Regions from separate parts of the Homo sapiens genome. Here region 1 is linked to region 2. The links are chromatin loops, found by intact Hi-C in ENCODE. Cell type or tissue: IMR-90. All regions are shown on one strand.

Region 1 (8,000 bases), 520 kb before region 2:
AAAAGATGCTAATGACATAAATATAGTAAGATAACTTTAGTGCAACTTAAATTTCTTGGACCCAAAGTTGCTTGTAAAAATACCAGTAGTGGCATTTTGCCATGATAGAAACTAAAACTTGTTTCTTCACAGTGAATTATTCAAACATGTAGCCTATGCCAATGGCACTAATTAGGATAAGCAACGTTGGTGCCATGAGGTATTAGAGAAGCAAAACAGCACATGTAAGAAGACCACTCACCATTTAAAAGGTACTCTCCTTGTGGTACGTTTAAAACAACATCAAATGGATTCACCTATATATTCTAATAAAGATGCTGAACGGATGGAGTTACTTTTCCCCACTGCCATTTTTACAGTGTGATCTCTTGGGTAATCATTCAACACCCTTAAAAAGGCTGATAAAAGCTAAGACTGCCAAATAAGCTGCAAATTTGTTTTATGGACTAATATCCCCTTGGGAATAAATAAAGTACAGTTTTTCTTGAAAACCACTGTACTGTAGTTTGCCGTTTTTATGGTCATGATAAAAGGACATTTTCCCCCTTCAAACAACTATATTAGGTCTTTTATCTATACACATTACATCAGAATTCCATTTCAAATAGATGTTTTGTTTAGGTTAAGTTTTAGAGCTGAAGAAAATTATGTATTATAATTAAAATGGAATTATAGATGCAAAAATACTTGATTTGCTCTTAATTTCTTTATAGGCTATTATGTAGAGTCTATTGTTTATAGGCTTTTAATATAATATTAGTGAGCATAAACAATAAGAGAAAAGCTTCTCTCAATGTATGTGTGTGTGTGTGTGTGTGTATATATGTATGTGTAACTGCACCACTCATGAATAAGTGTCTCTTGAGTATTTCAGTTTTTATTACCATTCACTCATGAGACAATCACACTTATTTTACATACAGTACATTTAGAGTAATAGCTTCCAATGTATAACATAATTCCGTTCCTTGATGTAGTTCTATTTTCTTCCAGCCAAAGCACGCAATGTTTTGAGCAATTAAATGTGTCTATTCTTGATTTTATAGTCTCTTATCCAAGCCATTGTTATAGTCAACTTATCTGACTTGTTATAATCACTTGACTTCAGTAAGAGAGAATTTTTCCTAAATGAAGTTCACAAGCGAAGACTTTTCTGAAAATTGTAGTTTGTTTTTACCCCAAAGGACACAGGGATAATTTTGTAATTAAGGATTAAGCAAAATGATTCCTTTAGATTTCTCAGCCACTCAAATATAATTTTAAACACTTCCAAGACTCTTTAGCAAATAAGCTACAAATTTGATGTCATTTTATAAGTTATCCCTCCTCAAGAGTACCTCCTAAATGAAATATATTTCACATTTATTAAAACAAAATTATACATAATAAAGGAAAAGACATTTTAAGCTTAGAAAGAGAAACACCAAACTAAGATGAATTGCAATATTGATTTTGCCAGGATAAATGGTTTTTGTAATATTAATATAAAGAAACCTTTATTACACTGACTCTCTTGGTACAGCCAGAGCTTCTCCCGCAATCTGTTTAAAATCTTCATTTTTCATCCTTATGGGAAAACCTCGCTTGCTAAATGGATTTCATAAAGAGTAATCTGTCAAGATTTATATAGATAAACAATTTGTGATGTTTATTGACCAGTTCATTATGGTAAACAAAACAGGAGTAAAGCATCACTAATCTCTGCCAGCACTTTGCTATGATAGTTCTCTTTGGACCCTTACATAACTCAGTATTTGCTGGTTACAATGGGAAAGAAGTTGGCCTCTGTCTCCTACATCACAAATTTCATATACCTTCCTTTCTTAGGAATTTCTTCCAGTTGTGGAAACAGTGAGAGAAATGGTTATCCTAATTATTACTGTTGAAACCTAACTATTAATGAAAGGAATATGTTTCAGTAATGCACATCATTGTCAGAAAATTCATCATCTGAGGGAGAACTGCTGTAGGAGGCCCAGAGATATATCCCAAGATATATAGGTCAATTTATTGACATTTCTCTTTGTACACCCCTCCTCTCTATGGGGCCTCAGCTCATGGGTACTATCAAATTGATTTAAATATTGATTGACATAAATAACATTCATTGAGGGCCAGCTATGTTCCAGGACTGGAATAAACATCAAGGATGTAGAGATGAATCTTATAGAATTGCCCCGGTCCTCAAGGAGCTCACAATCTCGTATGCAAGAAAAAACGGAAACAGCATTAATAAAGATGTATCCAGACTCTAAAGGTCCAGAAAAGGGGCAACTTAACTAGTCTGGTAGCAGAAGAAGGGATGGGAAGGGTAATTTTAAGTAGAAGTCTTGGAGGAGATGCTTGGGCTGAACGTTAAAAGATGAGTAGAAATAAGCCAGGGAAGTCGGGGAGGGGCAAAAATAGAGAAAAAAAAGAAAAAGCAGAAGAGGGTATGAAATTGCAAGCACCTCAGTACTCCTGGATGTAAATTCATAATGAGAAATGGTGATAGATAAACCTGGAAAGGTGAGCAGAAGTAAGATAATGCTACCTTGGGGCAGTGGCAAGGAGCAATGGAAATGAGTAGGATAGACCTGAGAAATGTTAAGTAAAATTGGTAGAATGGGAGGCCGAATTGAAAAGAGAAGGGAGGATAGGTATAAAGTTACTCCCGGTCTTCTAACTTGCTAATGGGGATGATGAAGACATCATTCAACATAAAGAACGAAGGAGAAAGAGATCTCCAATTGCTAAGGGATTTTAGATAAGGATTATTAATAAACAAAAGAGAATGAGACTTCAAGGCAAATTGGAGAAATTCGGCAGAGTTTTTTTGTTTGTTTTTGTCTTAGTTTTTTCCATCAGTCCCTAACACAAAGGCTAGCACACAGTAAGGATTCAGTAAATATTGTCGGATACAGGAATTAATAGTGAATAAAGCACCAGGGAAGCTTTAGACTTAGGATAGGACACCGGAGATTAATCCAAACATGGTTTGTAGCTCTAGTAACAAGTTAGCTCTTTTGAGCCCCTTTTTATTGGCTTAACTCTGTCCCCCTGGCTAACCTCACTCCCAGGGAATGGACAGTTTTCTTTAAGAGCTGGTATCTGTTCAGATTCTCTTAAACCAGTGTTCTCAGTTCACAGAATTCGGTGAGTGCTACAGTGCCCTCTAGAGGAGTTTGGTTTTCCCCGATTAACAGAGGAGCTGTGGTTTCATTGAGCTTCTTAGTTTCGCTTTAGTTACAGACTACTAACAGCATCTGAATTCTCTTGGAGATGGAATCAGAATTATAGGAGAGGGATTTGAGGCTTGGGCATCCACGCTGTGTGAACTGAAAGCCATATTTACATGGCTTATTGAACAAGGAAATACGAGTGCCTCATCTGAAAGGGAGACGTTAACAGTGTGCAACCCCACCCTCTTTGGTGAATTTCCCAGGCACAAATAGAGAAACTCATAAAAGCTGGACCAGGGGCAGTGACTCCCTTGCATCCATGCAATAGTGACAGCTAAGTCCAGGCAGCTTGCTCAGCAAGGTTCTGATCTGAGAACACTGTCTCTTTCTCCTTTGTTGACACTCCACATATTTATGCAAATAACTAAATAACTTTCAGATATGATAGCAGAATCAAATTTTTAAAGTGCTCACAGATAGAAGAGAGATTTCACTTATTCTCTATGGTCTCAGAAGGCATAAATAAGACTAGGCAAGAAAGTCAAAAGACTGCAACTTTTTGGTCAATATAAATAATATATTTCTATTTGTTGAAGAATTACAGCTGTTTGAAATAAACATGAGCTACTTCATGAGACAGTGAGCTCCTTTTAGTTCCATGTTTTGGAGCAGAAGCTGAATGGCCATTCACCAGTTTTTCTGAAAAGGTGATTTACGCAGAGAAATGTATAGGGTAGAGTTTAACCAAAATTACTTTTAAGGTTCTTTCCCAGTCTATAAAGTTATGATTCTATTATGCTTAGTGAGACTAATTTGTCCAAGGTGACAGTAAATCTAGTTACAAGGTCAGCAATCTTTATCTATAAAGGATGAGATAGTAAATATTTTAGGCTTTGCAGGCCATATGAGCTCTATTGTAACTCAACTCTGCTGCTGTAGCAGGAAAGCAACCACAGAAAATATGTAAAGAATTAACATTGGTGTGCTCTAATAAAACTCTATTTACATAAACATGTGGCTGACCCCCAGGCTATAGATTGCTGAACTCTGGTAGAGCAGGTCATATTATGCCCACGCCAACAATATCCAAGTTCTAATCCTCCAAACTTGTGAATGTTACCTTACTTGGTAAAAGGAATTTTGCAGATGTGGTTAAGGATTTTGAGATGGGGAGATTATCCTGGATTATCCAAGAATGCCCAATGTAATCTACGGTCCTTATAAAGGAAGGCAGGAGGGTAAGAGTCAGAGAGAAAACATGTAAGGACATAAGCAGAGGTCCAAGGAAACACTGCTCTGCTGGCTTTGAAAATGAAGGAAGGAGCCATGAGCTAAAGAATGTACGATGGGTGCGGTGGCTCACGCCTGTAATCCCAGCACTTTGGGAGGCCAAGGCGGGCAGATCACCTGAGGTTGGGAGTTTGAAACCAGCCTGACCAACATGGAGAAACCCTGTCTCTATTAAAAATACAAAATTAGCTGGGGGTGGTGCTGCATGCTTGTAATCACAGCTACTCGGGAGGCTGAGGCAGGAGAATCATTTGAACCCAGGAGGCGGAGGTTGTGGTGAGCCGAGATTGCACCATTGCACTCCAGCCTGGGCAACAAGAGCAAAACTCCATCTCAGAAAAAAAAAAAAAAAAAAAGATTGTAGGTTGCCTCTAAAAGCTGGGAAAATCAAGGAAATGTTTTTTTTTTTCCTAGAATCTCCATAAGAAACACAGGCCTGATTTTAGCCTAGTGAAACTCATTTAGAGCCTCTGATTTCCAGAACTATAAGATAATAAAAATTCATGTTGTTTTAAGCCACTGAGTTTGAGATAATTTATTCCACCAATAATAGGAAGCTACTGTATCTGGTCTAGTGGAAAAGACAAAACTGAAACCTGGATATCCTGATGTCCAGTTGCATGTTATTCCTATTACATCACGTTGAATAAATGCTACTAATATATAAAAACTGATACTTCTTATCAGATCATATATCATCTATACTAAGAGAGAATATATAGTTTGGCAGCCATAGGAGATTGCAAAAATCACAACTCTTCACCTTTCCCTCTGTGCAGGTCCTTTGCAGCTAACTGTATAATTAGTTCTACTCATCAAAAGGAGAGTCTGTTTATTCCCCACCACTTCCAAACATGGTTAAGCCTCGTGCCTTGCTTTGGCCAGTAGAATAAGGTAAAAGTAACATCCTGACGGTTCGGGCCTCAAGTGTCTTTGCATGCTTCTGCTTTCTTTCTTGGAAATCTGCCACTGCCTTGTGAGAAAGCCCTGCCTTGGCTGCCAGATGATGACAGGCTTGTGGCCCATTTACCCTGTCACCCCAGATGACAGCCAGCTGTCTGACAAAGAGTCACTGAGGAGAGGGAATCTATGAGGCACACTCCCTAATTTTTCCATTATCACACCATAAAAGGAAATCAGTTGACAAGGAAGTTATCTGCTTTCATCTGAAGTCATTGACCTGGTTCTCAGAGAAAAGACCAATTGAGATCAATCGGATAAAGGCCTGTGAAAAGATTACTGGACCAAATCTATAACCTAGTGCTGAAATGTAGAACATTTGCAGTAAAACCAAAAATAATCTGGGCATAGAAGAACTTCCCTGTATTTTATGCTCCAGAAGTCTGAGCCTTTATTCTCCCTAACCAGCCTTGGTGTCCTACCCTCTATGGACAACTTCAGTGTGTGTCAGCTAGTAAATGGGACAAATAGTGATACCACTAACTCCTTAAGGCTTAAAACAAGGTAACATAGAATATAGAGAGGGTATATCATTAGGGAAGAAACTTTTGGGGGTTGTGATGTGTGGTTGTTATGTAAGAAAACTGTGGGGTACCAGATGAACTGGAGCAGTCCTGGGGGCTATGGGGGAGAGTAGTCATAGTCACAGGTCAACTTGAGGACAGTGCCAGTAAGTGCAGGGTGTCAAATATGGGTCTCCACTACCAACTGAGATGAATTAAATATGGCCCATTTTTGTCTCATTGTTTTTGGGTTAGACAAACACTATATACTTTTTTGCATTATTGATTTTTCAGTGGGCAGATTTTTTTTGCTTCATTGTTTTCGATACTGATTAAATCATGTTTGCTTTATGTGTCAGAGGTAAATGGAGTAATGTTTGCACTAGGATCAGCTTTTTAAAATACATGCCCCCTTTTTCTGGTCAGTAACTTTTGAAGAATAAACCACTTAGATGGAAACAGGCAAATGATTTTCCAGCTTGGTCACAAAAAGTCATTGTTGTGTTGCCTGGATTTTTGTTGTTGGTTGTGTAGTTTAGGGCCGAGGTCTATTTTATTTTATTTATTTTGCCCTTGGGAATACAAAAAACTGTGTAGCAAATAAACCAAGAGAAAACAATATAGCAAACCTTGCTATATCCAACAAATAGAGCATGAAGAAGGTAAGGAATATGTGAACCAGGCAGATAAGGAAGTGAGGTTATTTTCCAAGTTGATGAAGAAATAATATGATACTTGTATCTTCCCCTTTCATAATAATAAGTTACTTATAATCTACTGTATATTTTGAAAATTAATGTTTTAATTTCCATTTGTTATAATTGGAATGTAATTTTTATAAATGTAAACATTTCTATTTGTAATAACCTACCACAGTGCCTAGATTTCAAAGTAGATTCAAATGATTTTGAATCTACTTTGTTTTCAAAAACATTGTTTTAACATTAGGACATAGCTGTTTTCCTATACTGCATATCTGTATATATTTACATTACATGTGAATTTTTTCCTTTAAAAAACAAAAATTTCTTATACTTGATGGAATCCCATATATCTTAGTCAATTGTTACACATTTTCAATATAGCCAATGTTGGTGTATATACAATAACAACCAGAAGTCAAAAAAAGATTCAAGAACGGTATCATTCAAAAGAGGAATGGAAAAACATTAAAAAGAACCCACTTTTATCTCTTTTCAATGTTGAACAAAAGTCCAAACTCAAGCAATTCTCATTGTCACATTTTAAAATATCCTTCTCCATGCCCTTCTGTGCTACAGGATTTCCTGTGTAATGATTATCAATGTTGAAGTGAAAAGAGACAGCTGAATTCATCAGTGGGATAGGAGGGTCAAGTCAAGTTACCAGCATTCCACACGACTGATTTAGTAAGAGACAAATCCTGCTGATCTCCTTGGGTCCCATATGGCCATGGGAAGCTTTATTCTTTCTATTCTTTTTAGAGAAGCTGCATTATATACAGTAGCTCTTGCTTTCCATAGCACTTTCCAGCAGTAGCCTGTAGACTCATTCTACTCAACAACAGAGCCAATTCTGCCAAACCTGAGAAGAATCTAAGCCCCACTCAAACTTGGGAAGTTTGGACTTGAATAATTATTTGAAGTTTTACGTCTTTTTCACCAAGATGATGATAGCATGAGATGGCATAAGACTTATTTTTATTTGGGTGGAGATGAGGAAGTAATGGTTAGTTCTGTGCTGACTATATTAAAAATGAAATGCACGAGGGACTTGCAAGCGTAAAACTCAGAGAGACAGCTGGCTACAGGCCTAGAGTGCGTGGCAGGCATCTGAATGGGTGATCATGTGTTTGAAAGCCATTAACATGTATGTAGTGGTTGAAATCAGGGACACAGTTGTGGAAATTGAAAGGACATATTAAAAAGGAGTAGCCAAAAAAAGAGTTAGAAAACAAATAAGAGAAGTAGAATCTTGGAAACCAAAGGAAGAGGTAATTTTAAGAAATAAATGGGAACAATGAAATGACCAGCACATTGAGAAACCATAAGTCATGAGAAGCAATCATAAATCAGTTTTATTTTTGTCTTTCACTGACCCTTTAAAC
Region 2 (8,000 bases):
GTTCTCAAAGGAAAATATCAGTATTATCCAGGAACTGTTAGTGTAAATTCTCGGCCCTGCCACCCCAGAGAAACCCTGGGGATAGGATTCAGCAATCTGTGCTTTATCAAGTCCTCCAGGTGATTCTGATGCATGTTCGAGTTTGAGACCCACTGGTCTAAGCTAAAAGATTTAGAAGAAATGAAAACCCAGCTCACTGCTAACTCCTTCTCAAAATCTATTTTGCTAATATGGCTCTCCTATATGTGCCATGGAACCCAAACTCTGATGCGCAAATGTTTCAAAACAGACCAAGACACCTCTCAACTGTTAAAATTCCCACCTCCGACCCCTCAGGAGAATGAAATTTGAGATGCAAAGACGTCTCTTTCCTACAGTTTATCCTGCCAGACTCCTTCATTCCTCACTCTGTTCCCTGCAGATTGTCTTGTAAATGTGGCCAGAGACACATCTTCAGTCCTGAGTCTGACTGCTGACCTCGGCTATGTTAGCCCCTTTGCTGCTGAAGAACAGCCCCTTGGATCACTGACTTGCTATTATTCTATGCTTAATAGCCCCGACCTGTGCAATATTTTTTATCTGGCTACAGTCCTATCTCTAAATTCTCTATTTTGAATGAATACCAATTTTGTGACATGAAGTCTTCTATATAATGAAATGCAAACAATGAAAAGGCTAAATCAGTTTACAAAAAATCTATTTGTCAAACAGTGTGGAGATGTTCCCAATTTAGTCTGGGCAGTTCATGCAGCTCTTGATAAGGGAGTTAAAAACCTAGCTGTTCACAGAATGAAAATAAAGGCATCTGCACCACAGACACATTTTCCTTTCAAAAGTCTTTGTTGTAACTTGTAGCTAATTAAATGCCCTTACACAAGAGGTGCACACACACACAGCAAAATCAGAGAATAATTTTACAAGAGAGCCCCAGAGAAGAGGAGAGCACAACACAAGCTTCCCACTACCATCTCTTATATTGCATTTACATTTCTATACAGCTTCATCAGCCTGACAAAAAAAGCACAAGGGGAGGCCTTTTTTGTTCAATTTTGGACGAGAGAGATTTCTAAGCCCTGCAAAGGAACGTGCTTAACATTAAAAAAAAAAAGAAGAAAGAAAGAAAAAAAGAAAGAAATTGTAACCCTGCCTTAGATGCTTGTGGAGAAATAATGCTTTCTACACACCTTTCTATATCACCGACAGAGGAACTAAAAAATTATCAAGAACTTAAAGTGTTCCATTTTTTTATTTGTAGTGTTTTCCTCACTCCTAGAGATTATTTGCAGGCAGAGGTGCCCCTGTATTAAGCTTGACATTTATTGGAGTGGCTTTGAATTTACCATGTCACATTTATCAAAATGGGATTATATATACATATTGACATTCTTTCATTTTTCCACCTTCTGAATTTAACTATTTCATTGGGCAGAATTTAAAGTGTTAATTCTCAGATAAATTTTTTAAAGTCATATACGAAATTGGTTCTCAAATATAACTGGCATTGAGTTATCACAGTCCCCCCTCTCTCTTCTTTCACGCCCCCGTCCCCATATGGGAAGACTGTCCAACATAATGGGATAGCATTGGATATAAAAACAGAACATTGTCTAAACAGAGGATTGAAAGCTCTTTGGGGTCAGGGTAATTTATATTATATTTATATTTATAATTTATATAATTTATATTATATAATTTATATTTATAATTTATATTATATAATTTATATTTATAATTTATATTATATAATTTATATTTGTAATTTATATTATATAGTTTATGTTTATAATTTATATTATAATTATTTCTTTATACCTGTTCACAATCCTGTGTCACTACATGTGTGGACCCCTCAGGCTAAAACACCAACCTCACAACCCCTTTCTAACACTCCCCCCCGCCCCTGCACACACCCCAAAATACCCCCCTACACATACACACACACACATATACCTCTTTTCCAGATGGAAACTCAGAAAGATCACCTCCTCTCGGGAGGCATCTCTTATCCTGCCATCCTTTAGCATTTTCATATCTGTATGTGATTTTACTTCTCTTATTAAACTGTAAGCTACTTGAAGGCAGAGACCCTGTCTCATCTCAGAATGCTTAGAACACAGCTTAGGGCCTGACAGACTGGATGTTATTGAACAGGCTGTTTAATGAATAAATGAATGAATGCAAGCCTAGCTGGGCAATTGCTGTCTAAGCTTTGAATTCTTACTATTATGAAACAGATGAATTCATGCAACCCTCTTGATGTCAAAAAATACCACACTTTCGTACATGGGTGCTTGGAATACACTTGTCAACTTCTAAGTCCTATTGGTTCTCACTCTAAATCATCTCTACATTCTCAAAGTTAAATTCCAACTGCCTGAATTTCCTCACTGGTGGTTTCATTGGTCTCTCTCCCTCTGTTTTTCTGCTTCTTTCTAATTCATTCTATATGCCATTCTCAAGTACTTTTACCCCACATTTTCCACTGTTACAGAACAAAATCAAGATTCTTTTAACCTGAAAATTCAAGTCTATTCATAACCTGACCCAAACCCTCTTTCCTGGCAAGTTTCCCACAAGTCTGCTTCACAGAGCCTGGGTATCACAGCCTTCACGTAACCTGAACACACCAAATGCATTCTTATTTCCAGGATTTTTGCCTCAGCTATTCCCACCATCTTATATTTAAAGGACATCCATTTGTAATGCTCTGTATACATGTGATATGTCTTTATAAAGTAGGTTAGAGCCTTGAAAAAGGGCATGGCCAATTTGACTTGAGAGAGGAGCAAAAGATGCAGATTTTCTGAGCTATGTCTCTAAAGACTGTTGGGGGAAGAAAAATTTGTGGTAAGTGAGCAACCTTTAAGATAAAAGAGAATAATGGAATCATGTTTCTCCAATAGAATGTAAGTTCCTTGAAGACAAGAACTACCTGGTTCATCTTTATATTCCCACTAGTACCCAGTAGAGTGCTTTGTATGCAACAACTGACTAGTAAATATTTCTTTAATGATTCTTTATCCATTTCTGTCCTAACTCCATCCGACCCTTTCATACAGTACCTTGCATATACTAGATACTCAATAAATGACAGCTAAATGAATGACTGATTTCTTAATCTTTCCATTCCTTGTTAAAATGCAAAAGTGGGAGAGGAACAGAGTAAGTAAAATTGCAGTTACTGAAAAAACAACTTCAGAAAATGAATCGTTATGAACACCAAATATGCTTATTTTGTTTACACACCAAAAGTAAACTGTACAAGAAAACAAGTAAAAATGTTGAATTCACATCGCCCTCTGGTGTTGGACTCTCCCAGACAATTAAAAAAACCCTCAAACTTAAGAGTTTAGGGAGATTTTACTTCAAAATAGGAGCATTCAACCTTCCCTGATCAAGGCAAAATGAGTGTAGCATTGAATGAGAGGTGCAGCATCTTTCAAATTTGCTTCAGTTGTTAAAGATGAAATTATTAACTCCAACAAAGTATGGAGCCTCTAGTATATTTGCTTAATGGAGTGAATTCCTCCTTCTGTCAAAGTCACTGTGTCTCACCATGATAGTCATTATTAGAGACCAATGGAATGAGGCTGCTAGCTGTACTACAGGTCCTCTGTATAAAAGGTGTGCTTTAAAATCTAAGACAATATGACTTTTCAACAATAGCATACAATGGAAATGTATTTATTTGCTAAGCCTGAGAAAAGCCATTGAGTAGAGAATGAAAGTTACAAAACAGGCACAGGCTATTCATTTGCTGTTAATGCTGGGACACTGTGCCAAGGCAGCTGAAATAAAACAATACACCCTCCTTGAGGTGACTCTTAGGATCATGGAGAGAACCCTGGAATAAATATCTCAGTGTGAAATTATTGTTCTGTCTATGGCATAGAATTCAGAAAGTCCCTTATATTAAAAAATATAAAAGTATTCCTCTTCAGGGTAATTTAATTTAGAGAGCTGGTTTAAATTTTCTGAAAACTAATAGCATGTTTTGAAGGCAGTCTTAGACCCAGAAACATAAATTAGAAAACACATTGTGCCATGATTCCTTTAGAGAGTTTTTCTAGCAAGCTGTTAGCCACTAAGTGCTCTCACCATTGCCATCATCTTCACTGTTGTCATCATCATCATCACCATTCATGGATAACACTCATCATCATCACTGTCACTGTCGTTGTGATCACAGTCATTGACATGATGGTCAGTGCTGCTAAGTATCACAGGTTTATGATGTGCTAGGACTGTGCTCAAAATTTTACATCATTTAGTTCATCTGAACCTCACAATCATCTCAGTAACATTCTAATTTTACTGATTAGGAAGCTGAGACTTCGTAACTTACTATAACTTCCATAGTAGGTAACTTGCAGAAATAATTCTAATCCTGCTTACGGAAACTTTTGCTCTTAATCATTATATTGACTGCCATTAGGTACCAGATTTTACTTGTGATTCCTCTGGACACGGTGCCACATGGAGTGTGATTCTGTTCATTTATCTGCTGTATTCCTCTTTTTATCTAAGTGATGAGCAGAAAGTTTTGCTAGGAGGGTTTTAAAGGGTTAAGTGCTTTAAGAGAACAAAGCCATAGAGTTCAGTCTTGGGTGGATAAGGAACCATGAGGGAGTAAGAAATACATTGTCCGTTAGAGTCTCTTCCTCTGTGCCTCTGAACAAACGGCAATAAAATAAAGAGCATGAAACTTCTGGGTGCTAAATCAATTTATTTATTTATACTATATTTGGCAAGCATTTATTACATTGTTGTTAGCACTGCACTAGGCGCTAAACAAAATATTTACACACAGGAGAAATGCAAGCCCATATTCTTGCCTTGGGAAGTAAACATCAACTGTACAACATTCATAGGGTAACTCATTCGATGTTTTAATCAACTCCATCCCATCTGAGTCTAGTACCACACACTTGAATATGTGCACACAGACATGCACACACACACACACACACACACACACCTCTGTACACACTCCTAAAAGCAAACGTCCAACGATGCCAAAAACACACAGATTTCAGGCAAAAACTTTCAAAATTTGTCCAACAATTAAAAATAACCTGATTTTAAGAAATGCACACACATAGGACTTATAGAGGTTATTTCTACATCTCACCATCTTTATTCCTGGCAATACATGCTGTGTTACCTATGAGTAGTCTCTTTTTGGCTACAAATGTGTCCCATCTTCCATCTGTTCTTCTAGCAATATTGCTGGCTTACTGCCATTGAAGCTACATCAGCCTTCATGATGTCGTCTGACTAGGTTTTCTCAAGTACCCGTTCATTTAGCTCTCCAGGTGAGGGCAGGCATATACATTTTTCTGTAGTTCTCTGAGCAGGGTTTAACTTTGGTTCCATATTAGCAAGTGTGTATGTTTCTGCTCTATTTACCAAAGTTTGCAAACTATTTCGATAGAGTAGAAAACAGAGTCTAAAGTTCCTCAAGAAATTGCTGGCTGAGCCATGAGAGAACTCAGCCCAGGGTCTCAATTTTTCTTTTATAATGGGATGTCGGTTAGAGGTGTGCCTATTAAAGACAATACTCCCTGGATTTTGCTATATTCTTTCACATTTTGCTTGTCTTTCATCCTTTTTTTGTTTTTTGTTTGTTTGTTTGTTTGTTTTTAAGTCGAGTCTCACTCTGTCACCCAGGCTGGAGTGCAGTGGCACAACCATGACACACTGCAGCCTCAAACTCCTGGGCTCCAGCGATCCTCTCACTTCCAGCCTCCTAAATAGTTGGGACAACAGGCACACACCATCATGCACACCTATGTGGTTTGTTTGTTTGTTTGTTTGTTTATTTCCCATCATTTTTTCCCAAAGACAGGGTCTTGCTATGTTGCCCAGGCTGATCTCCAACTACTGGCCTCAAGCGATCTTCCTGCCTCGGCCACTCAAGTTGCTGGGATTACAGGCATGAGCCACCATGCCCAATATGTTTTTGCTTCTTTCATTCACTTAAGTAACATTTTTCTCTATTGCAGACACTGTGCTATGCATAGGAGTTTTTACCCTCTTGAGTTGAAGGCTGAGGTTCCCCCTGCCCCCTCCTTTCCCTTTGTCCAGTCTCTCAATGCGTGTATTCAATGCAGGCTGGTTAGCCAATTGATTAGGAGGTTGGGTAAGTTTCCATGTCAGCTCTGTGTATTACTAGGAGTTTGTCCTTGAGAAAGTTACTTAACCTCTCTGTATTCAGTTTACTCATCTGTAAAAGACACACTCAATAAAGAATGGCTATTATCTTTAAATTGTATTATGGTGATGTATATTTATATTTCAGTCCTCATGTAGAAGGCAATTATCTATGTATCAAACTCATTCTGTAAATTGTAAAAAAGTATACAAATGTAATGTGGTGTTATTATTTAATACAGGGTTTAATATAGGCTTTAATGTAGAGTTTGTTTCAAAGAGAAGTGAAAAATATTTGTTGAACACCTACTATGTCTTAAGCTTTGTTCTGAGAGCTTTACTTACAGTATTTTGCTCAACCTCAAAAAAGTTCAATAATGTAAAAATAATAACAGCCTTCTTTTATTGTGCAATTATCTAACAATCTTAATAATGTAAAAAGTAGATATTATGGTGATAATGATTCTGATTTTATGAAGAAATAAAAAGAAGGAAATGAAGCTCAAACATTAACTTATCCAAGGAAACCTGGCTAGTAAGTGACAGAACCAGAATATGACCCCAGGACTATCTGCTGCCAGGGTCTGAACTCTTTCTGCTACAACACATGCTTTTCCTAGATGGAAGCAATGTATAATAGAGGAGGCCCAAGCTAGGCTGATGAAAAGAAAAATGATACCAAACTAATAAAATATTCATATTTACAGGCAAAATGCCCTCATTGGAAAAATATTAATTTAATATATATAGTGTTTTATATCCCAAATAGTATGACATCCACATAACCGTAAATAACAGAAGTTACCAAAGCTAACTTTTAAAAGAATTCTTTGCTTAAAGTTCTTAATTTTCGTAGTATTTTTGCTTGCCTAATGATAGAATGATGGTGTCAAATTTGAAAATGTAGGCAGATGTATTCATTTTTAAAGGTATCACTTGGAACGTCATACCATTTATTTAGATCCTATAGCTGATTAGTGACCTGTTTAAATAGATAAAACTGGTAAATGTTTGATGAAATAATAAACATGTGCACTGAATCTTCATCTCCTAACTTAAAGCTCTTACAGAGTTGTCAAATTCTAAATAAACAAAGACTGGTCCCTTTTTCCAAAAACTGTCTGTTCATCAGATAAATGAAGCATGTAAACCCACGTGCACACACTATTTTGCTTTACTTTGTGCTATACCTGTTTGCAAGGAATTGTAACCATTTTCCTTAAAACGGCCTTATTTAACTTAATTTTTTTCCTTCAATATATTCAAAAGACCTTAGATTATTATCAGTAATTATCAGTATGACTTAGCAAAGGAAACCTCATCAAAGAACTCATAAAACAGGCTTCATAGAATTTGTATTTTGTAGACTTGTTTTATTTTATTAATTTCTAGCACAAACATCTCACTTTAAAGCTTCCAAAAATGCTTGCACACCCCTAATCTGATTTTACCTATTTGTGAGATAAATGATGTTAGTTTTCCAGTTTTATTGATTATGAAACAAGGATTCTGAGACGTCATTTAAATTGCCTGGGATTCTATCAACCCATAAGTGGCAGAGACAAACTTGAGAGTAATTACCCGCATCCCACCAGGCTTCTTTCTGTCTTAGCCCTGTGTTTATTCTTCTGCCTCACTCTATGGCAATACCATATGATGGGAATAATGTCAGTGTTCATATACCTCTTTGTCTCACGTGCTAGGTCCTCACAATATCATTCATATGGCTCTGTTCCTCTGCACAGGTCCTTTATAGCATCACAAGGATATAATGATAGATTGGGTGAAATCCCTCTCCCCTACCCCTATGCCCAGCAACACAGCTTCTCTCTGATTTCTCTGGATAT

What was found. A loop is a pair of places that touch in the nucleus more often than their neighbours do. Peaks named below come from ENCODE experiments on the same cell type or tissue, not always from the same donor. Only the 100,000 strongest peaks of a DNase experiment are listed, where the experiment ranks them.
Region 1: a loop joins it to region 2, with 4 times the contacts of the local background. A loop is called at or near these places in 2 of 110 quality-filtered maps.

Annotation. Positions count from the first base shown.
Region 1 is chr1:216,218,193-216,226,192 of GRCh38, forward strand. The region is part of intron 14 of USH2A (usherin); the gene reads right to left. USH2A-AS1 (USH2A antisense RNA 1) reads left to right here. Exons shown (of 4, transcript XR_922596.4): 3 at 7,195-7,302. Among named protein-coding and RNA genes, the nearest start is that of USH2A-AS1, 28 kb to the left of the region's middle. In IMR-90, a CTCF peak has its summit at 3,161 (motif pointing left); a DNase peak (open chromatin) is centred at 3,159; H3K4me3 peaks cover 541 bases; H3K27ac peaks cover 1,003 bases.
Region 2 is chr1:216,739,534-216,747,533 of GRCh38, forward strand. It overlaps LOC124904512 (a long non-coding RNA gene), which reads right to left. Exons shown (of 2, transcript XR_007066880.1): 2 at 4,710-4,978. It also overlaps a transcript of ESRRG not described here. Among named protein-coding and RNA genes, the nearest start is that of ESRRG, 20 kb to the left of the region's middle. RefSeq lists an enhancer at 693-1,260. In IMR-90, a CTCF peak has its summit at 3,307 (motif pointing left); no DNase peak of the experiment used is centred here.